Regions from separate parts of the Homo sapiens genome. Here all the other regions are linked to region 1. Evidence: chromatin loops called from intact Hi-C (ENCODE). Cell type or tissue: MCF 10A. All regions are shown on one strand.

What was found. Peaks named below come from ENCODE experiments on the same cell type or tissue, not always from the same donor. Only the 100,000 strongest peaks of a DNase experiment are listed, where the experiment ranks them.
Region 2: it touches region 1 in a loop (7-fold over the local background); 18 of 110 quality-filtered maps call a loop at or near these places.
Region 3: a loop joins it to region 1, with 16 times the contacts of the local background. A loop is called at or near these places in 18 of 110 quality-filtered maps.

What each region holds. Positions count from the first base shown.
Region 1 is chrX:38,323,507-38,331,506 of GRCh38, forward strand. It overlaps RPGR (retinitis pigmentosa GTPase regulator), which reads right to left and starts at 4,003. Exons shown (of 15, transcript NM_001034853.2): 1 at 3,834-4,003; 2 at 1-18. The coding sequence starts at 3,861. It also overlaps a transcript of OTC not described here. RefSeq lists a silencer at 3,692-3,941. In MCF 10A, a CTCF peak has its summit at 4,174 (motif pointing left); DNase peaks (open chromatin) are centred at 3,735 and 4,085.
Region 2 is chrX:38,272,452-38,280,451 of GRCh38, forward strand. It overlaps a transcript of RPGR not described here. Among named protein-coding and RNA genes, the nearest start is that of RPGR, 51 kb to the right of the region's middle. In MCF 10A, no CTCF peak of the experiment used is centred here; a DNase peak (open chromatin) is centred at 3,420.
Region 3 is chrX:38,256,856-38,264,855 of GRCh38, forward strand. No RefSeq gene overlaps it. Among named protein-coding and RNA genes, the nearest start is that of SRPX, 40 kb to the left of the region's middle. In MCF 10A, a CTCF peak has its summit at 3,612; a DNase peak (open chromatin) is centred at 3,576.

The DNA of each region.
Region 1 (8,000 bases):
TAAACACAGCACCCGAATCTGCAAATATAAGACGGTCTTTATTTTATAACTTTTACTATGTTGCCTGTTATTAAAATAACTTTTGAGTAATTTATCCATACAAACCCCTTGTCTCATGACAGCTTTGCCCCCACTCTGGCAATGTTTAAGCCTTCCTTCTTCCACCTTAATTCAGTCTTTCTTATTCCTCAGACTCCATTCTAGTTTTATCTATGAAATCTACTAAATTGAACATGTATTACTCATATACTGGTATAAAGTAAGAAATATACTATCACAAGGAAGGCAGTCATCTATTACTAATAGTTCTGCTGTCACCAAGTAGATGTCTATTCCCTGGAATGAAATGGCACAATCTGTGCTATTCTTGTTCTAGTTAACACCTCATGGTCTGGCCTCTGACTGAGAGCTTTTCTCCACACACAGAAACAGGACAGTATTTCGTTTCCTCATTAACATCATCAGGCTATCCATGGGGAGAGTCTCTATCAGTCAATTTGGATTTTCTTTGGTCCAGTTTTTCCAAGGAACCTCCAGTGTTCTCATGTAAGGGAAACAATGTTAGCCCAAATGGTGAACTCTTTTTATTTTTGTTGAGACAGGGTCTCACTCTGTCACCCAGCTTGAAGCGCAGTGGCACAATCACGGCTAACTGCTGCCTCGACCTCCTGGGCCCAAGCAATCCTCCCGCCTCAGCCTCTGGAGTAGCTAGGACTATAGGCGTGTGCCACCATGTCCAGCTAAATTTTGTAATTTTTGCACAGACTGGGTTTTAGCATGTTGTTCAGGCTGGTCTCAAACTCCTGGTCTCAGGCTCAGGTCTCAAACTCCTGGGCTCCTGCCTCGGCCTCCCTAAGTGCTGGGATTGCAGGCGTGAACCATGACACCCGGCCAAAATGGTGAACTCTTAATTTCTCTGTTGGTAATCCCAATGAATACCCATAAAACCGGAGACAGCACAGAGAGAAACAAATTACTCCACCACTATCTCTTTCATTCGAACTAAGGGAAAGCAGCTAGAAAAAAAACCATAGGCTTTAAAGGCAATTAGGTATTCAAAGGTTGTTGTAAGGATTAAATGAGATGACATGTATAAAGAACTTAGCCCAGAGCCTAGCATCCTCAAAGTGTTAGCTCAATAGCTACCTCTGTAAACTCTTCCTCTACCATAAGAGTTGGAAATGATCACTGGCTTCTCTGAACTACGTGATCTGTAGAATTTATATGGCAAATAATTGTGCTACCTAGCAATCTCTCTAATCAAACTGTTACACAAATCAGCAAGATTTGTGTAACAGTTTGATTAGAGAGATTGGTAGGTAGCACAATATGTAAGATGAGGTCATCACAAAGCAATAAAAAGCTATACTTTAAAAATGTCGGCCGGGAGTGGTGGCTCACGCCTGTAATCACAGCACTTTGGGAGGCCGAGGCAGGTGGATCATTTGAGGTCAGGAGTTCGAGACCAGCCTGGCCAACGTGGTGAAACCCCGTGTCGACTAAAAATGCAAAAATTAGCCGGGCGTGGTGGTGGGCGCCTGTAATCCCAGCTACTCGGGGGGCTGAGGCAGGACAATTGCATGAACCCCAGAGGCGGAGGTTGCAGTGAGCCAAGATAGCATCATTGCACTCAAGCCTGGGCGACAGTGTGACTGTGACTCCGTCTCAAAAAAAAAAAAAAAAAAAGTCACTGCTTTTCTGTGTTGAAACACAGAGTTCACCATTTGTTACCCCAAATGTTGTTTTTTTCCAACTATTTTCTAAGGTTACAGAGGGTATGCACTACCCATATTGCCTAGCACAAAGTAGCCCTTGTGTGTTCTACTTTTCACACAGAAAAGGTCCCCCTTACACACATGTATATTCGTAACTGTTGAATGTTTTGTTTACCAATTCATCATAATGGAGAGTTTGTAGTCAAATATAACTTTCAACATTGTTAATATAAAAGACAGGTTACCAAGTCGTCAACAAAGGAGCACTTTAGCTTTTCCTGATTTCTGAGAATTCAGAATGTTTAGGGATCCAGTTATAAAATGAAAAGATCCTCTCAACACAGCTACTCAGGAAGTTTCTAATTCTCATCTTACTCATGCACTATAGTTAGTTATAGAGATGTCTTTTTCTCTTTCCAGAAACAGTACATGGGAAAGGACGGTTTATCTTTCCCCCCAAAACATCATCACAAAATGCCACGGTCCTAGGAGATTGGGAGAGGAGTACATGGGGATGTTGAGATTTTAACATTCTTACATCAAGTCATTACCTGATCTGAGTAGTATTCACAAACTGTTGTGGCACAGCGTCATTTTGAAGAAAGACTAAAAACCCCTACCATTTCCCAATAACCATTTAAACACACACATACACCAAATAGTAGGCCAGGTCCAGCTTTTGGGGAAATCCCAAGGTGGGTGATCACACATAAACTAATTCGTACCAGAAAGGAAAACATAGCGAATATAAGTATTAATAATAAATATTAATACGCAAGAGACTAGCCACTGTGGACAACTTTTTGAGAACCACTGTGAGGCATCTCAGTTCCAACTAATAATTGAGTTGGGAGACTAGGATCTAGAACAGACTCTGAGTTTCCCCAGAATGAATTACTTTAACATTTTAACTGTTTTGTCTTGGCTCCCCTGGCTTCCCTGATACCCTCATCCCAAGCCAAGGTTTGGTGGCTCTGCTCTGGCCCTGTAATATCTACTGTCAATTTATATGGTCATTTTGTTTACTTTCCTGTATGTCTCACTAAATTGTGAACTGCAGGCCAGGAATGTCAGTTCCGGCCAGGAGCATGGAAGAAAACATACATATTTCAGTGAAGGTATGATTCTGCTCAAACCCAGTGTTTTTTCAAAATGGTCGTGACCTATTAGTGGGCCAGAAAATCAATTCAGTGGATCACGATCAGCATTTTAAAAGAATGCATTATCAAAAAGGTGTGTGTGGAATCTAAGTGGATAGAACAAGGACTGCTTCACCAGACATCTATTTCTGTTACACGGTATATATGGAGTATCGGGTCACAATGTCAAAAGTATTTCTAACTATGGAGCTCAGGAAAAAAAAGGCTAAAAAACACTCGCTAAAGGGTCCCTCTTCTCCCTCTTTGTCCAATTTATTTCCTGTATCCCCTTTTACCCCACAGCCCTGATCACTCACTCTTTACTGCATTCAATACATAACCGGGAGCTCAGGACCTCCAAAGTGCACAAGTCTGGAGTCCGCACTTTGGGGAGTTTACAGAAAGTGTCCCTCCCTGGCCGGGCGCGGTGGCTCACGACTGTAATCCCAGCAATTTGGGAGGCCGAGGTGGGCTGATCACCTGAGGTCGGGAGTTCGAGATCAGCCTGACCAACATGGAGGAACCCCGTCTCTACTAAAAATATAAAATTAGCCGGGCGTGGTGGCGCATGCCTGTAATCGCAGCTACTCGGAGGCTAAGGCAGGAGAATCGCCTGAACCCGGGATGCGGAGGTTGCGGTGAGCCGAGATTGCGCCATTGCACTCCAGCCTGGGCAACAAGAGTGAAACTCCGTCTCATAAAAAAAAAAAAAAAGTGTCCCTGCCTTCAAGAAGCTCATCAAGAGCTTATTTAAAAAGCATACGAAAGACAGGCACCCTCTTTCCCGTTCTCCCCCATCCTGTTCTTCCCGTCCGGTCCTCTGCCCTCAGTCATTCGCGGGAGCGCAACCAGCGATCCCGCCCCAGTCCGGCTGCCAAGCCTGGGGCCTGTCCCCCTACAGGGCCGATCCGGAGGCGGGGCCCGGCCGCCCGCGGACCCTCCCTCCCGGCCTTCCGCCACCGGCGCGGGCGCAACTCACCGGGCATCAGCTCTTCCGGCTCCCTCATGCCACGGGCAGTACGGGCAGCCTGCGCCGGGGCCAGGAGGCTGTAGAGGACGGTTTGGTCGGGGCTAAAGCAGCTACTCCGCACCGACGCGGGCCGCGAAAGCCCCCAAGTTCCGCATGGCGAAACTCCGGAGATCAACTACAACCGCGCTCCCGGAAGTCAACAAACAGCCGCTACGGGCAACGGGGGCGGAGCTTGGGAATGCAAGGCGGGACAGGCGCCGTTGGGGAGGGGAACGGAGGCCGGGTGGCTGGTAAGGGGCAGGCTCAGGCACAGCGGAGGGGCAGTAGAGACCACGCGCCCTCTGGCGGCCTGGAGCAGAGAGGCGGCCACGCCGCGCAGTGATGCTGTGGAGTCCGCGCCCTTGTGCCGTTGGAGGTCCAGGCGCCGCAGGGACCCTGCCCATGAGTGGCAAACGTCACAAATCCCATACTCCGTGACATAAGCAAGCATCGACACACAATTATGACACTACTAGTAATAGTGACCAGCTGGAACATTAAAGGAGGTAAGCACTCTGCTAAAGATATCCCCAGCATCTAAACCAACATCTGGCCTATACTGAATGCTCATTACGTATTTATTGGACAAATGAGTACTATTACAACCCTGTAAAGTGGTTAATGTTACCTCTGTTTAAGCATGTGGGCAGCTAGTCCAGCTAGTCCAGCCTGTAGTCAACAAAAGTAAAAGCTGAGGTGTATATGGTCCACTACTCACAGAACATACACAAAGGGGTAGCCCAACATCATTGCTCTAGAATTTGCTCAGCGATGTTATATGATGCAGGGTTTCCCATGCATCAACATTTGGCTATCATGAAATAAAGAAGCAAAAAGCCATCTTCCAGAATGAGCAGATTTACGTACGTTTGGTAGTTGTGGACATGGGCCCTAGAATCAGACACAATTGGATTCAGGGATCCCTGAATTACTCTTGTGTGTTACCAACACTTTCTCAGGAAGTTTGCATTAACATGAAGAGGGGACATTAAACTATTAGTTACACAAATAATCATTTACTTACAAAGCAAAGTGGAGGTTACTAAGGAAGTGGTTAACAAGAAGCGTTGACCTGGTGTAGGAGGTTAAGAAAGGCTTATCTGAAGAAAGAACATTAAATCTAAGAACTGGAGAAAGATAAGCCAGGAGGGGGAGAGAGCTCTTGGCAGAGAGTAAATTGTGTATAAAGGTTTGTAAGGAGCTTGACTCTTTCCAGGAACACCAAGAGGCGAGGCTGGTTCCTAGCGAGGTGGCAAGGTCTTGGGCCTATTAAGGATCTGAGATTTTATCCTAAAGACAATGTGAAACCACTGAGAAGTTTTAGGCAGTAGAACAACAGGACAGGATCAGTTATGTGTGTCCCTGAAATCATTCTGCCTGGTCTAGATGCTTTGTAGAGAATAAACTGGAGCAGTGAGAAGGGTTCAGAGGCTATTGCAGAATTTCAGACATGTGGTCAGGATGGCTTGGAGTACAGTTCATTGGTGCCAGAGAGGAGCAGGCAGATTTGAAAATATTTTAGGTCTTAGAATCAACAGGAAATGGTTTCTGACTATTGACTCCTAGACAGTGCTGGACTACCAAATAGTTCTTAGAGCAACAGCAAAGATAGGGCCCTAAATTATTTTGAAAAGGATTTGATATTCATTTTTAGAGTATCATAATTGTTACTACGGGCAAATGAGAATTTTTAAAGATTTACTTTTTAATATGCAGTCATTTGTTTTTATTTCAAAATACAGTAAGGCACATTTTGGTGCTAAGCATCCCAGAAGATATTGATGCAGCCCTACTCCAAGGTTTCCAACATAAGCAAATAGCAGGAGGGGGGCACCATTTACTGAGATGGGGAACACTGAGGAAAGAGCTGGCGACATTGGAGTTAGGTAAATGGGGCAAGAAGAGCATAATGAGTTCATCCTTGAGCACACTAAGACATCAAATTGGAGGTGCTGAGCAGGTAATTGGTGAGCAGAAGCCCCAGAAGGAGGCACGTATTTGAGGAATGACTGGGTCTATATAGTGAAAGCAGGCTTGAGATACTTGCAACACTGGAAAGTGACTGTAGAATTGAGGCAGTAGAATAGGGTCGGGAGGCAGGAAAGCTAAGGCCAATTCATGCTGACTTCCTAGAACTAAATCAAAAGGAAACCCCAACTTTCCATACCTAAGTAACAAAAGAACCAGAGGCTACTCCCTTTGCAACCCCCACCCCCTTTTTCTGCGTGGCAGACGGAAAATTGAAAGTATCTCTGATTAGTTGCTTTTTGCAACCAATCAGACATTTGCATGGGAGTGTAACTTTGTAACTTCACTTTAGCCTCTGATTGGTTGCTTTCCACAACCAATCAGATGTTTGAATAGGGTGTAACCTTTGTAAGTACACTTCAGCCTCTGATTGGTTGCAAGGCCACTAGTTCATTTACATAGTAACCAATGGGAAATATACCAATGGTTACTTGGGAATGGCACCAAGTAACCAGTGGGAAACCTCTAGAGGGTAATAAAATCCCAGAAAATTCTGTAAAGGGGCTCTTGAGCCCCTGTGCTAGGGCCTGCTCCCACCCTGTACTTTAGTTTTCAATAATGCCATCATCTCCGGCATCTGTGAGTCTATTGCTTTACATGGCAAAAGGGACTTTGCAGTTGTGAGATGCTGGATTCAGGACCTTGAGATGGAGAAATTATTCTAGATTAACCAGGTAAGCCCAATTAAATCCTATGAAATCTTAAAAGTGAAGAGCCTTTCCAGGCTGTGGTCACAAAAAGATGTGAAGATGCAGGAGTGGTCAGAGAGATACAACAGCGCTGGCTGTGAAGATGAAGGTAAGGGCCATGAGCGGAGGAATGCAAGCAGCCTCTGAAAGCCGGGAAAGGCAAGGAAGTGGATGCTCCCCAAGAGTCTCCAGAAGGGAATGCAACTCTACTGACACCTTGATTTTAGTCCAGTGAGACCCGTTTCACACTTCAGAACTACAATAGTGTACGATAATAAATGGGTATTGTTTAAGCCACCACCAAGTTGATGGTAATTTGTGACAACAGCAAGAGAAAACTAGCACACCATAGTTGATCTCATCAAATCTTCACAGGAACCCTAAATGAAGTACTAACTTCAGTCTCATTTTTGGGAAGAAGAATCTGAGGTTGAGATCACATAATTTTGCAAGGTCCCATATTTATCAAGTGGTAGATGCAGGATTGAACCGTCAGTTCCAGAGCCACATTTGTACTGCAAATTCACATGAGCTCTACAGTATGAAAGTGTGTGGACCCTTGAGGGTCCCCTACAAGTCCATGCAGCAATGCACACACATCTTCAAGGATGCTCTTGCCTCCTCCAAAGAGCCCCCTAGCAATCTCTGCTTCATCATCATTCAATTCTGAGGCTGTGTTGTGTTTTTTTGGGAGCCCTCTCCAAATTTGCAATGAGGCCACATGACCCCTTCATGCATCAAGGACGTTCACATGCCTCATCACAGCACTTATTATACAGTGTGATGTGATTTTGTGGCTGTCTTTCCACTAGACTGAGTTCTTTCATTTCCTGCATTGCAAGCACTACCTCTCTTTGGCCAGAACATAGCACTATGTCTGGTACATAGCTTACTAAAATGCAAGTTCTATGAGGGCAGGGAGGTTTGTCCATTGTTGTACTCCAGTGCCAGACTATTACCTGGCCCATAATAGCTACACAATAAATATCTGTTGAATGGCAGAATTAATGAATAGCAAGTTCTCAAATACGCAGAGGCTGAGGGTCAATAAACCTATAAAAATAATAATTTAAGCCAGGAGGAGGTGTCATCCTGACCCCATGTAGAGGGGCTGGCCTTAGCTAGGAGGAGATACATTTCTAGCATAACAGGATATAAATGTTATCTATATAGTATTTTTTTTTTGAGACAGAGTTTCCCTCTGTTGCCCAGGCTGGAGTGCAGGGGCATGATCTCGGCTCACTGCAACCTCTGCCTCCCGGGTTCAAGCAATTCTCCTGCCTCAGCCTCCTGAGTAGCTGGGATTACAGGCACCCGCCACTACACCCAGCTAATTTTTTTTTTGTTTTTTTTTTGTTTTTTTTTTTTGTTTGTTTTTTTAGAGATGGAGTTTCATGATATTGGTCAGGCTGGTCTAGAA
Region 2 (8,000 bases), 51 kb before region 1:
GCATGGTGGCACATGCCTGTAATCTCAGCTACTTGGGAGGCTGAGGCAGGAGAATCGCTTGAACCTGGGAGGCAGGATTGTGGTGAGCCAAGATCGCGCCATTGCACTCCAGCCTGGGCAACAAGAGCGAAACTCCATCTCAAAAAAAAAAAAAAATCCATACTTAAGCATCTCATAGTGAACTGAAACACACCAAAGACAATCTAAAAAGCAGCCATAGAGAAATGGCAGGTTATATACAAAGTTATCAGCAATTATACTAAAGCAAAATTATAGACAGCAATAATGGGAGCAGATACTAAGAGAAAATAACTGTCAACGAGCCACACTATCATTCAAGAACTATGGTAAAATAAAGACATTTTCAAGTGAACAGAAACTAAAAGTTTTAACTGTCAACAGACATCTGTGATAGGAACTTCCAAAATATTTCTTCAGGAAGAATAAGAATTCCAGAGGGGACATCTGAGTAAAAAAGTAGTATAAAAAATACTAAAAACATACGATTTGTGATGTTAAAAAATTTTAAATACTGGGTACCATAACTTCTAAAATAAGAAAGAAGAGGTGATAGGCAAGAAAATTCTTCTAAGGTCCTGGCATTATTTGGGAAAAAGATAGGAACATTGATGAGCTTTAGATTTTAGGTATGCATGTTAAAAATGTCAAAGACAAAATCCAGCTGTATAGGCCATTTACAAGAGACACATCTAAAACATAAGCTAAAGTAAAAGGATGAAAAGAAGATCATCATTCAAATGCTAACCAAAGGAAAGGTAGTATATTAAAAATATGCGACATCACCTGAAATTCTTCAGGTTTTGGGGCCATGAAAACTCATATTAAGAGAGTTAAATTATGTGGATTGCCATATGAAAAGTAAAACAAACAATTGAATTCAAAAGGATCAAAAAAGACAATTCATTTCACTTACCTTCTTTGTTTTTTTCATGTCTTTGCTTGGTGTTGTTTCACTGTTTTCTAGGATTTCTAATGAACTGCTATCTGCATCATCAAGCATGTATCCTACAATTGGATCATTCAGAAATACTAGTTTTAACTAATAGGAAAAAGACAAGACCTGATGCTCTCAGTGAAACTCTATGAACCCTGAGTTGTGGGGTAATACGAAAAGAGCTCACCCCTGGAGTAGTGGACAACATCTACACTGCATATTTCCTGAAAAGTTGAGTTAAAGTGAAAAGCCCAGAATGACCTCACCAAAGTTGTAAATGTTTAGATGACCAGTATCCAAATATAGCTACAAAGGTAATAGTCAATGTTAGAGAAGACTTCTGTAAAATACAAATTACTTTAAAAATTAACCTAGTTATAATTACATTCTTTGTACTCAAATGGACATGCTATTTTTTGGTGTTTCAAATTAATCCACATGTTCTATATCTGAATAATTATCTTCAAAGTATACTTGTGAAGCATATGCATTGTTTTAATTTTATATTATCAACTACTTTTAAGCTTATATTTAATTTCTTTGTAGTGCTTTAGGCTATATGTTAAGAATACTTATAGGTGATACATTTTTTAACACTTGCCTAAAATATTCTAAAACTTACTACTCTTATGGCAGAAGTTAAAAGGAACAGGATTAAGGAAACTATTCATTCTTCAGCTTAAGTTTAGATCAGATATCCAGTATTACAGATAGTTATTTTTTTATGAGAACACAATCATACTGCCGTGTGATGGTGTGGAAACAATGTGGGAGTCATACTACAGAAACACAGATGATTTGTGTCTAGATTATGTAGATCTCAAGGGCAATCACAGTCTCCTCTATTCCACAGCACCTGCTCTCTGACACTGATAGGTAGGCTTGGGAAAGGACTTCTCTTCAGTATCTACGGTAAGACACTCAGGTCTGAGCCCTCGGGGGTAAATAACTGGGTGGCCATTGTGGCTTTAGGCCAGCCCAGTAGTCCCAACTTGGTTGGGCAATGGAGTCTAGCAGTGTGCACTAGAGATATAAATTGGAATTTGGGGCAAAAGCTTGATTTAATAATACTGATTTAATAGAGAGAAAAAAGGTAGTAAAAAGGCTACTTAAATTCCTTAACACCAGCCGGGTGTGGTGGCTCATGCCTGTAATCCCAGCACTTTGGGAGGCCGAGGCGGGAGGATCACCTGAGGTCAGGAGTTTGAGACTCGCCTGGACAATATGGCAAAACCACATCTCTACTAAAAATATAAAAATTAGCCAGGTGTAGTGGCACACGCCTGTAATCCCAGCTACTCGGGAGGCTGAGGCAGGAGAATCACTTGAACCTGGGAGGTGGAGATTGCAATGAGCTGAGATCGTGCCATTGCACTCCATCCTGGGCAACAAGAGCGAAACTCTGTCTCAAAAAAAAATAAAAAATTCCTTAACATTGACACATAAGTAGCCATGAATAATGCAATATTTGTATGTGAAGAAGCTGTGGTGGTTATATATAAGAACAGATAAGTCTGTATCACATATTTCATAGCTTGTTATGAGGATCATGTGACAGTAAAAATTATAGCATATATGTAAACTTATATGTAAGCTTATAATTACCCAATTATGGCATACATACACATATATATGTGTGTATGTATGTATGTATATATGTATGTTATCAAATGTGCTCATACCTTTTGGGTTTTCATTGTACTCACAAATGGCCCGTTCCTCTAGGTTGGCTTTTTCTTTCTATAAACAATAACAAAGCAATATAACAAAAAATATTTTTGTGCTGTTCTAGAAAACTTAAGTCTGAATCTTTAAGCAGGTTCTAGAGTCTGCCTCTAGCTAATGACATAAACATGTGACAATTACTTCACTTTGCTGAGCTCTTGTAAAGTGAGGGGCCTTAGATGCTGACTGATTGCAAATGTCCTCCTAGCTTAAAATTGTGTGATTAAAAAAACTGTATGACTCAAGAATTCTCCTCAAAGAAGATTCATGAACGCTAATTGGCATACAACTTGTCTCAACATTTTACAATGTCAAATTGGTATTTAATGATTTCTATGTTAAATAATCTTAAGGACCACCCTAACCTGAATTCATAAATGTTCCCTATAAACAGAATCATTTTCTCCTTCTGAAATAAAACAGTAACTGCTAGAATATTTTTTTTCTTAGTGAGAGAAAGGAGTCTTGGATAAAGAAGGAACCAAGCAAAAGAATGACCTTTACCACAATACCAATTTGTAAATTAAAAATGTATGCACACAAAACATGTTTCACAAGTACACATTCAAATAAAATGACAAATATGTTTCAGTGGTTGTCTATGTTAGGGAAAAAGGGGAAGGGGAATGGAGCTAAAAGAGAATACATTTACATGAGAAGAGCCTTGCAACAGACCAATGATGAGAGTGTTTCATACTAGAAGGTATGACTCAGTGTTCTGCATGAGAGGTTCAAAAAATGAAAATAAAGATGAATCAGTACAACGTCATTCACTTTGGGTTGCGGAATTCCATACTTCTGAAGTTAATCCAGAGTAGTGTTAGCAAACAAATGATTTCAAACCTACAAACTATCTCCTAGCAAGGTCACTCTCAGTCAAAACTGCCAATGGAAGAGATTATGTTTTGGGCTTCTCTAGCTCCACTTTCAGGGTGATTTTTGCTTCCTTAGTGATATCTTCTCCTATTCCTTCTATACATAATTTTGTCTAGACTGCACCTTTGAAGAACTGATCACAACTTCAAATACTGCTGTGACCAACTTTCAATCATTCACACATGTAAACATACACAGGTGTGTGTACACATACACACCCCATTTCTGCCACCAGTGCCAGGGCTCCTAACTTTGCACTTTCAGCATTTCAAGGACTGAGTGCTGAACTTCTTGGTTAATTTCCCAACGGTGTACTATCCTGGCCCATACCATTCTACTTCCACTCATGCGGGAGGCAGAATGCTACCAAGCAGCATTCTAGAAAGTGTGCTAGAGACAAAGTTTGCTTAGTTCACAAATAAGCCAAAGCCTTTCTCTTATGGCACATGAATTCATGTATTCATGTATTCATGGGAGTATTTCTGATCCCAAAGGCAACTGGAATCTGTCCTCTGCAGAAACTAGAGAACCCATATGTTTTCTCCCAGGATCTCAGGATTTAAGCATCTATCATCATACCTTTTCAATAGTTTCAGCTGAGCTATCATCATTGGTTCTTTCTGCTCCTTCTGTTTTACTGTGATAACCTGTAGGAACACTTTCATCATCTCCCACAGTTTTCTTCTTGCTTTCCACATTTTCAGCATTAATTTCCTCATCCACATCTTCTAGTTTTAGTTCCTCAGTTTTAGAAAATTCATGATCCTGTGACAAAATTGACCATCAGAGAAGAGTAAGATTTTCTTGTTAAAAAACGAGGGATTTGATATTGCTGTCATAAATAATTTGTGTCATCTAAAAAAACCAGGAAAATATTAATTCAAATATTGAAGCCGAAGAAAAAAATACTGTACAGTCCATGCTGAATATCAAGTTACTGTATTAACAAGGATTTTACGCATGCCACTCTATTTCAATGACTAGGATTTCCAAAATTCTTACTAGCACCCATGGCAAGGTTACAATGGAAAAAAAAAATAAATACTCTTTCTTGGTTGTCTCACAATGCTTTCAACCTTGAGAAAAGTTTAAAAAGCGTTCTGTCTACTGTAGCATTATAACATAATCATATCTATATATTATATTCATTTTCCAAAATATAGGGATTTAGAATCACTTCAGAAGTACGATTCACTGACAGTCATGAGGAAGATAAGTATAATTATTTACATTCCAGGAAAAAAGATAAAGGAACATAGACAGTTTAAATGGTTTGCTCATGGTTATTAAAAGCAGAAGGAAAACCAAACAGAGGCAGAACTTGTTCTGTCTGGCTACTGGCCAGCTAATCCAAACGATAAAAGAGGCTGTCTATGGATTTGATAGACTGATAGTAAATCATGGAATGCTTATTAAGTATAGGCAGAAAATATTAGTTTCAGCCTTTATTCTACACTGAGATTTCTTTTTTTTTTTTAACTTTCTAATTTTGGGTGAAATACTCTGATTGTCATTAAGATATTAGGTTTCTCATTAGATTCCCCCCCATACTTTTCATTTACACACTTCACTAAAGTTATAACTTTATAGTTTATTATAATTAAGTTTATTATAACTGCTTCTAAAATATGTGAAGCAGTTATCAGTGCCATTTACTCCTTCAAATAACATTTGTACAAAGTTCACCTTGGCAATATTTGCTTCAGACCATATCCCCTTCAACACTGTAATTAGCTTTTGATGGTCAGCTTTCTAGTAGCTGTCTGGCTAAGGATAAAGCCTGACTGATACTCAACAGAATCTTTAGTAGGTGGTTGGAAAATAATGCCTCTAAAATTTAACTCACCTTTCTTCTGGTAAAAATATAAAATGCGAGAGTCCAGGCTAGGAAGAGGATGTTTATACAGTACACCTTAATAGTAAACATTAGTGTCATCCTCAGGCCAATTGCAAAGGCGTGGCCTAATAGCATTCCCACTGAGGACAGGAAGCCCTAAGTAAATAAAGCTTTGAGATTTTAAAAAGAGTTTCAGAAGCTACTCAGGAAGAATTAGATTTAGGTTAATCCAAGGTCATGAGGCAATGTATGCAAGAGAGGAATGTGGGAGAAAGGAACATGGTACCAGGGCAGACAGCTATTTCAAATGATGATTGATTAGACTGGGTAGGGTTAACATGAGGTAGTTATCATTTACTTTTAAGCTTTGTTTTTGTCTGCATGATTCCAACCGCCTGTTTTTTGCTTTTGTTTGAGACAGGGTCTCACTCTGTCACCCAGGCTGGAGTGCAGTGGCACAATCTTGGCTCACTGCAACCTCCACCTCCCGGGTTGAAGCGATTCTCCTGCCTCAGCCTCCCGAGTAGCTGGGATTACAGGCACCCACCACCACACCCAGCTGATTTTTGTACTTTTAGTAAAGACGGGGTTTCGCCATGTTGGCCAGGCTGGCCTCAAACTCCTGACTTCAGGTGATCCTCCCGCCTTGGCCTCCCAAAGTGCTAGGATTACAAGCGTGAGCCACCACGCCCAGCCTGATTTCCCCTTTTGAGTGACTTATATTGTGTATCATGCCTAGCCAGGTATACATTATGGGTAGCTAAAATTATCAGAAACAACTTCACTTTGAAAGGGAATGGGAAGATTACTAGATTTAAGACTTATGACTGATAGTTGTCTGCATAAATATACATAAATGAAAGGTTAACTAAAAAGAACAGTGCTCCTGAGACAAGGAATTTCAGACTATGCCCCTCTTTTCACAGAGGGAGGGATCAGTGAGCTGTGTTCCCAGCATAATCCTCAATTACTTGGGAAGCTTGGCTAACCTAGCACCTGGGTCAACTCCAACTGGGCTTGTTAACTGAGGTATTCATGTAACCACAGGATAATGTCATGCTATTATAAAAAGACACGTGGGAGTTTTACCTTATTTTAGAAATAAGTAAAACACTCATAACAAACTACAATTTTACTCATTAACTTTAAACAATCTATAACAATGAAGAACTTTTGGAACTATATCATTTTCTAAATTTGAGAAAGCTATTAGAAAATGACATTTTCACTAGAAATCACATCATAGCACTCACAGACTAAGCACATTTAAAATTATTCTAAACACATCTGGACGACTACTTGAAGTCACAGAAAGCACTTACCTTTTAAACTGAAACAATTTGGGAGTGACTGGCAGAATACTGTCATTTTATAAAAAGAAAGAGTAAAGTTTAAGTACATTCTTGGCACTAGAACCATCTAAGAAGATGTAAACAGGTAGTCTGAAATGGTCAGTATATGTCTGTGTCTTGCGTTAGGATCACAGTAAAGAAGTGAATGGGCCTGACCTCTCACAAAAGGACCCTTTGTTTCATTGGTCAGGCATGGCACAGTCAGGTGCAGACTCTGGTCTGGCCCAAGGCAACACTTTTCATATTTCTTAAGGAACAGAACAAGAGAGCAAAGGTTCCTACTGAGGTTTCTGTTTACTTAAGAACACAATTACATCGCATGCTTTAAGGAGAATGCTGGGATGGGGGCTGGGGGGTGGGGCTGAGAGTGGGAAATGACTGAAAGGGGTTAAAGTGAAGCTTCTGAGGGAGCTGGTACTGTGTTTTTCCTTGATTTGGATGCTGATCAGTTTGTGATGGGTGTATTCACTTTGTGAAAAATATATTGAGGGACACATGTATGAGATAGGCACTTTTGTCCGTGGGTATTATAGTTTTTTAAAAGTAATAAAACAAACCAGAGCTATAAAGTATAAAATTTTGTGCTATAATTCAGAATTTCTGACATGCTTCAATGTCATGTAGGGTAGAAAATGTTTCCCAGATAGGTTAATATAGCATAAAACTTTGTATTTAAGTTATATCAGGTAGAAAAATCAAAATTTCAAGTATATATTTTTTTTTTGGACAGGAAAAGTTAACCTGTAAGTTCATGTTTTAACTACACTGAAAATCATGGAAACAGCAGTATGGGGTGGGAAGGGCATTAAATACAAAGCCCTAAGCACTGCTTTCCAAGCCTTAATCTAATCACTCATGGCCTGAGCATGGCACCCAGTGAATGTATTTTATAGTCTACCTGTAAAATGGAAAAATAACATTAGCAATACCTACCTCAGAGGGTTTGTGTAAAGATTAAAAAGATTATTTACAGAGAAAAATAACATGAGCATATACTATATATTTGTATATAAGTATAAATAATTTTGTAGAGGCCCCTCCATAAAAAGTAAGATAGAATTCTTAGTGTGCATTGAGGACTGTCGAAAAACAGTAAGTTTGGACTTTTTTTTCCCATAATGTCCCAGATCTTATCACTGGAAAATAGTTCATTTAAAACGTCCACTTATTTTTGTGTCCTCTATACATCCTTTTATTGTGAGCCAGGAGCCTAGCATCAAGGCCAGTGAGGGAAGGAGCCATGGGAACTGGGGAG
Region 3 (8,000 bases), 67 kb before region 1:
AGCCCCCAGCACATGTACACCTGCTTTCTGATCAGTCCCACCATCTCGGTACCTACCTCCCTGACATCTTGTCATCCTAGATCAGCACCTCTCCCGCTCCACACACGCCTGGCCTGGCAACGCTGTGACCACATGTAGTCTCCTGGCTTTTTCCCTGAAGAGCCTGGTCTCTAAATCCTCTGGGCTGGAAGGAATCAGATTTTCAAACCCTGTGAACACCACCCCTGACCCACGATCCTTTTTGTGTCTTTCTTGACCCAGTAAAATGCTCTCATGTAAAAAAATAAAATAAAATAAAATAAAAAATAAAATAAAATAAAAAGTGGTGTCCCATGAAAAGCAGTTTGTAAGCTTCCCCGGGAGTTCTGTCAGGGCAGGGCTAAAATTTATAGCCACTCCCCAGAGAGATTCCTGAAGACTGAATTAGAGGAAAATCAAAACACATTTATGCTTTGGAGAAAACTTGACTGTTTTATGCTGTTTGAATTGTCTTCTAAAAATGAGTTTTAAATTATAAAAAGTATTAAAATAAATATGTCATATTCCTTCACTCAGTTAATTGTGAAAGCACATGGATTGACTCTTCACTGGCACATATAGTAGGTATATTCCATTGTGGTAGTTTCCTTGTTTTTCTGGGATCACAACTAGCCTACACTTTCCAGTTTCCCTTGTAGTAAGTTGGGCACATGTCATCGAACGCCAGTGGAATGTGAGCAGAGTGATACATGCCACTTTCAGGCCTGGAAAATGCCAAGGCTCAAGGAAAATGCTAAAGCCATCAGATGATAGATGCTAAGGTCCCTGAATGTGTGGAGCAAAGCCAACTACTCACCCTTAGTGTACTATCATGTGAACAAGAAATAAACATTTATCATGTTTAATAACTCATAATTGGAGTGTCTTTGTTATAGCAGTTAAACTCCCAGGCTAATACAGCCAGTGACTTTCAGAGAATATAACCTGGAAATTTCTGCTAATTATTACTAGAAGCTTATTTGTGACAAATAACATTCTGAAGGTGTATAGTAATTTGTAAGTTCAGATCAGTTATTCTCAATTCTTAGTGTTGTGTCAGAATTACCTAGGAAGCTATTTTAAAAGATACATATCCCAAAAGACTAGCCTTGACCTAGCGAATCAGAAGTAGATAAGACATAGGCAGTTATATTTGAAAAACTTCCTTGTGTTTTACATATACCCTTGGCTAGGAACCACTACTCTAAGATAACCCAAATTTTATCTTTAGATGAAGCCAGATTATCTGACCTCATTGTTTTGGGGCCATATAATTTATTTTCCTGGATTGGGTTGTTTTAAAGTATAGTTTGATTGTACTTAAAAAATTAACATGTAATAACACTGATCTTTTTGTGTAAACAGTTCTACAGTTTTATAAATTTTACACATTTAAAGTTTCATGCTTTATCACAAAAATTAGGACACAAACCATTCCATCATTTCAAAACACTACCTCATAATACCCATTTGAATTCACACCCTTAACCCCTTGAAACCACTGATCTGTTATCCATCATTAACAGTTTTGTGTTTTCGAGACTCTCATAGAAATGAAATCATACAGTAGGTAAACTGTTGAGACTGGTTTCTTTCACTCAGCATAGTGCTTTTGAGATTTATTCAAGTTGCTGCAGATATCAACAATTTATTTCTTTTAAGGCTAAGTAGCATTCCATTATACAGACCTAATACAGTTTGCTTTCCAATTACTATTGAAAGATATTTGTGTTGTTTCCAGGTGTTGGAGATTGTGAATAGAGCTTCTATAAAACATTTGAATACAAGTTTTTGTGTGAACCTAAGTTTTCCTTTCTTGAGGGCAGGGCTTTTTAACTTCAGCATTATTAACACTTTGGAATGGAAAATTCGTTTTCAGGGTTATCCTGTGCATTGTAGGATATAGTATCGCTGGCCTCTACTCACTACATGCCAGTAGCATTCTCCTCGCCACCTCCCCACTCCAAGTTGTGACAACCAAATATGTCTCCAGACATTGTCAAACGTCCGCTGGGGTGGGGAGAGGGAAAATCTCCCTGGTTGAGGAATACTGCCTTAAAGGAATTGAAACATCTAATATTACTTTAGTGTGAGACTGCTAGTGACAAATATCACCTTTTGTCTTTAAAATTTTTATGATACATATTTGTACATATTTATGAGATACGTGTGGTATTTTATTACATGCCTAGAACGTGTAATGATCAAGTCAGATTTAGGGGATCTATCACCTTAAGTATTTATCATTTCTATGTGTTGGAAACATTTCAAGTCCTCCCTTCTAACGATACTGAAATATACAATACATTGTTGTTAATTATATAGTCACCCTACTCTACTATTGAATATTAGAACTTGTTCCTTCTATCTATATGTTTGTACATCTTATGTCTATATGTTTGTACCCATTAACCAACCTCTCTTCATCCTCGTTCCATGCACCTGTCCCAGCTTCTGGTAACAATCACTCGACTTTCTATCTCTATGAAATCAACACTTTTAGTTCCCACACGAGTGAGAATATGTGAAATTTGTCTTTCTGTGCCTAGCTTATTTCACTTAACATAATGACCTCCAGTTCTATCCATGTTGCTGCAAATAACAGGATCTCATCCTTTTTGGTGGATAAATAATATTACATTGTGTATATATACACCACATTTTATCTATTCATCTGTTAATAAACATTTAGGTTGATTTCATATCTTTGCTATTGTAAATAGTGCTGCAATAAACATGGGGGTGCAGGTATCCCTTTGAAATATCACCTTTTGTTTTAAAATGTCTCTGCTACCTACATTTCTGAAATAAATTTTCTCTGGATCCGAAATTCTAATTTGGCAGTTTTTTTTTTTTGACAGGGTCTCACTCTGTTGCCCAGGCTGGAGTACAGTGGCATGATCTTGGCTCACTGCAGCCTTGACCTCCCAGGCCCAAGCGATCCTCTCACTTCAGCCTCCCAAGTAGCTGGGACTACAAAAGCACACCACCACACCTGGCTAGTTTTTGTATTTTTTTTGTAGAGATGGGTTTTTGCCATGTTGCCCAGGCTGGTCTCGAACTCCTGGGCTCAAGTGATCCTCCTGCTTTGGCCTCCCAAAGTGTTAGGATTACAGGCATGAGCCACCACACATGGCCTGTTTTCTTTCATTACATTAAAAAATAATTACATTACCTTTTGGCTTTCACAGTTTCTGTTGAGAAGTCAGTTATGTCTTCATAGTGTTCCTTTAAATATGCCATTCTTCCTGACAGCTTTCAATATTTTTATGTTTGGTGGTGCTGTGGTCACCTCACAGAGGTGAAATGGATTTTCCCCCCAACACAAGATTTACTTATGATGATGTCACATACGCATCCAGAAGGTATGAAAATGTTTATTACATACATAATGAGTCTTACTGGGGAAAGCAGGCATGCACGCATCCTAAGCTGGTCGAAAAATGTCTTGAGAAAATAGAGAAGACTGGCTTGGGATTTTTATGGTAGTTGAGGGGTGGGGCTGGGATAAAGGTTCCCACATGCAGGCTGAGGCTTGAGTGTTTTGAACTTCCAGCTACTACCAAAGGAGGGAGCACCTGAGCTTTCTTGTTAGCTTGCCCAGATGTAGGGCAGAGGGAAACGGAGGAGTGGGCTTAAAAGTTGTCAACGAACATCACCAATGGAGTCACACTCTAGTACAGGTGTTAAGTAATTTTATTATGAATTAGTGTTGTTTTATATTTTTCTTGCTTGGGGTTTTTAGTGCCTCTTGAGTCTTTGGGCTGTGGCCTTTCATTCTGAAAAGTTCTCAGAAATTTTTCTTCAACTATTGCTTTTGTTCTATTCTCTCTTCTCTTTTTGGGATTCTAATTACACATATATTTGACCTTGTCATACTACTACAAATATCTCAACAACTATCTTTTGTATTTTGCATCATTTTGTCTCTCACATCATATTTTCTTCTGGACTCTTTCAGTTTACTTTCTTTCCATCAATGTATCAGTAAATCCACACACTGATGTCTTAATTTTACTGTTTGTATTTAGTTCTAGAATTTAAAATTCATTATTTTTTTCACAGCTTCCATTTTCTACTAAAATCCTCACTCTTTTGTATTAATTCCTTGAAAATATTAAACTTCAGAAACAACCAATACCTCTTGGTGAAAAACAGCCCCATGTGCCAAGCACATCTATTTGGGCTTCATTTCTCTCCCAAATTTTGACCTCATAATTCTTATTTTATTTATTTTTTTAGACAGAGTCTCGCTCTGTTGCTCAGGTTGGAGTGCAGTGGCTCGATCTCGGTTCACTGCAACCTCCGCCTCTCAGGTTCAGGCGATTCTCTTGCCTCAGCTTCCCAATTAGCTGGGATTGCAGGCGCATGCCACCACACTTGGCTAATTTTTTTGTATTTTTAATAGAGACGGGGTTTCACCATGTTGGCCAGACTGGTCTCGAACTCCTGACCTCAGGTGATCTGAACCTCATAATTCTTTACTGTCCTGATAGCATTCAGATACTTTCAAATTTGTTTTAATATATATACTTTAGTCCAAATTTTCTATCTGTTCCCAGTGGTAGGATGGTCTGAGTCACTTACTGGGAATTACTAGAAACCTAGACACTTGCTTTTAAATGCATGATTACATTTTACAAGACAACTGTCCCTGTTTGTAAAATGTCAATGCCATGAAAAAAATATGGGAAGAGCTCTTTTAGATTGAAAGAGACTTAAAAGACTAACAAACAAATGCAGGGCATGGACCTTGATTGATTTCCAGTTTAAATGAACCAGCTTGTAAAAGACATTTTGAGAAAAGCAAGGGAAATGTGAATATGAGATTGGGTAGCAGTTGACATTAGAAAATTATTGCTAAATTTGTTAGGCAAGATACGAGCACTGTGGTTACACAGGACAATGCACAAAATGTCATTTGTTGAAATGCATCCTGATATATTTAGGGTTGGAATGTCAGGATGTCTAGCTAAAACATGAAGCAAACATAGCAAAGTATGAGTGAAAGATCTATGTGATGGGTTCATGGGTATTTATTATATTATACTTTCTTGTATATTTGAAATATTTCAAAATAAAAAAGTTTTTAAAAACCACAACAGATTAATTTTAAATAAACAAGTTTCATATTTAGAGTAAATTTTCCAGCTTTCATTTCTAAAGTCTTATCTAGTAATTACTGAGGAAACCAACTTATACGTCTATCTTTTGCTTAAAGTTTTCTCCAATTGGTTTAAACTTTTATATTAATTTTCTAATTAATTGCTATATGCAGTAAATTAAATAATTGCAATAATTAAGGAGTTAATATAAATCTGATGGCAAGTTGTAACATATGTTACCTAAAAATATAAAATCAAATGTTCATATGCACAGAGTTTTAATGATTTTTAAGTAATTATAGGCTAAAAACAATACAATAGAAAACTTTGCTGTTGTAATAACCTTTGTGTCCACAGGGGAAATTCTGTAAAAACTTTAAAAGTAGTGTAATACTATTTTGACAGGTTCTGAACAAATTACTTGGACAGACTGCTTTTAAACCTCAAAAGATTTTCTAGAATATTAAAAAGGTGTTCACCTTGGGACAGATTTTTTTTTTTTTTTTTTTTGAGACGGAGTCTCGCTCTGTCAGCCAGGCTGGAGTGCAGTGGCGCGATCTCGGCTCACTGCAAGCTCTGCCTCCCAGGTTCACACCATTCTCCTGCCTCAGCCTCCTGAGTAGCTGGGACTACAGGTGCCTGCCACCACACTCAGCTAATTTTTTGTATTTTTAGTAGAGATGGGGTTTCACCATGTTAGCCAGGATGGGACAGATTTTTACCACTGAACCAGATAAGATCTTTCTTAAGTAAAAATAAAAAGTGTCTTATTGTCACTTACACATTCCTTAAAATTAGATACAGTTCTCTAGCCCACTGCTACTTAAGACATCTCATCTATTATAATATACATAGTATACATACCAGATGAAAATAGAAGCAAGTGGAACTATTTGGGAATGCAGCTTGCCGTGCCAGAGAAGTTTTCATGTTGTAGTTTTAGTGAATATTTTTAGGGTTAGGATAACATTTCCTGATGTTTTCGGTGATTAGTATTGTACAGTAACACTATGCCAAAGTAGTTCTCTGTCACAATTGTTAGAGGGACTGCTTATCAAGTCTGTCTGCTGTCTCTGAACTTTATTGTAGCTTCTTCCAACAGAAACATTCTACTTCACTGTTTAATACAGTTGCACTACCTCATGATCCTGACTCCCCACACTCAAAAGAAGGCTTAGTATGCATCTGTATGCAACAGGAAACTTCAATTACCTTAGTAGAATGATCACTTTTCTAGTCAATTCTTTAACTCTCATTTCATGCTTAAAATCTCAGATCAAATTAGGAAAGATTACAACTAAGATAAATCCAGGGCCTATTTCAACATGTTTTCCTTGTAAACTAGTTTCTCTTGCCAAAATAATGTACTTTGTTTAAAATAGAGGTCACAACTTGGCCCCTTGAGAGCCAAATTTAGCCTGCAGTTATGGCTTGGCCCTTTCTAAGTTTACACACACACACACACACGCGCGCGCGCGTGCATGCACACGTGTGTATGTGAATGAGTTATCCATATAAAAACCCAGATTTCCAGCTTCTTTTTAAAACAGCTGAGGGGCTGGCAATCAGAGCACAATACTGGGAAACAGAGCAATTGCCAGCTAGAACAGACTGGCAGCAGCTCCAATGTGCTTACCTGCCCAGCCACTGAAAACAATTTAGTTATGTGACTCCTGGTTTACATGCATTGTTTGTTCAATTCAATAAAGTATCTCCCTCATTCCTGAGATGAAGATTTTCCAACCTTTTGATTTGCCTCCTGTTTTTACTTGCTAGTTTCTTATTCTTACAAGGTAAAAAAGTAAAGCACATGTTAAAGTTCTGTCTAAAAAGATACTCTAAGCCTTTTTTTTTTTTTTTTTTTTTGAAACAGTCTGTCACTCAGGCTGGAGCGCAGTGGTGTGACTTTGGCTCACTACAATCTCTGCCTCCCAGGTTCAAGCAATTCTCCTGTCTCAGCTTCCTGAGTAGCTGGGATTACAGGCGAGCACCACCATGCCTAGCTAATTTTTGTACTTTTCATAGAGATGGAGTTTTGCCATGTTGGCCAGACTGGTCTCAAACTGCTGGGCTCAAGTAATTCACCCGCCTTGGCCTCCCAAAGTGCTGGGATTACAGGCGTGAGCCACCAAGCCTGGCCGGTACTCTAAGCTTTTTAAACAACTACTATCAGATGAGAAATCTTTAAATCACAGGCCCCGGCAAAAGGAAATATTAAGTATGGAAATACTTTCGATTTTGGTTGCCTCACAGAATCAAAGTGGGCAGAAAATCTCGGAATTCAAGTTGAGGAACGTAATACAGAAATCAGTATGGCTCTGTCCCATAATAATTATTCTGCATCTTATCTCTAATCCTGTTGCCACTTGGGTCTCCTGTGGGTAGAGGTCTATGACAATAACTTCTTTCTTGTTGCCAACCTTGATGATTATAATACTAGTTGACCAAATGTTCCCCTTTTGGATGCTTCTGACGGTGTTCTGTTGGAAGAGACAGGGTCTTCCCTGCTCATGGAAAGACTTTGTTTTCCCTTTATGGATTTATAATAGCATATGGGTAACAGAATTGTACTGCAATGAAGCATATGGCAAGTATTTTAAAAAATGGAGTTTAACCTTAAAGCATGTGCGTACAAATTTCTGAGAAACAAATCCTTGTCTGAACACTACAAGTGTAGATGTGATCATTTGTTTAGTCATCATTTAACATTTAATACTTGCTCATTGTGTCTAGGATACTGAAAAAGATAGCCCTGAAAATTCCTGCTTTGATGTAACTGGAGATACATTAAATGAAAGTTTTAACATCACAAAGAGCCTCCACTGGAGACATATCATTAAAAATCTAGGATTCAGCAAGAGTCTCTAGAGAAATAAT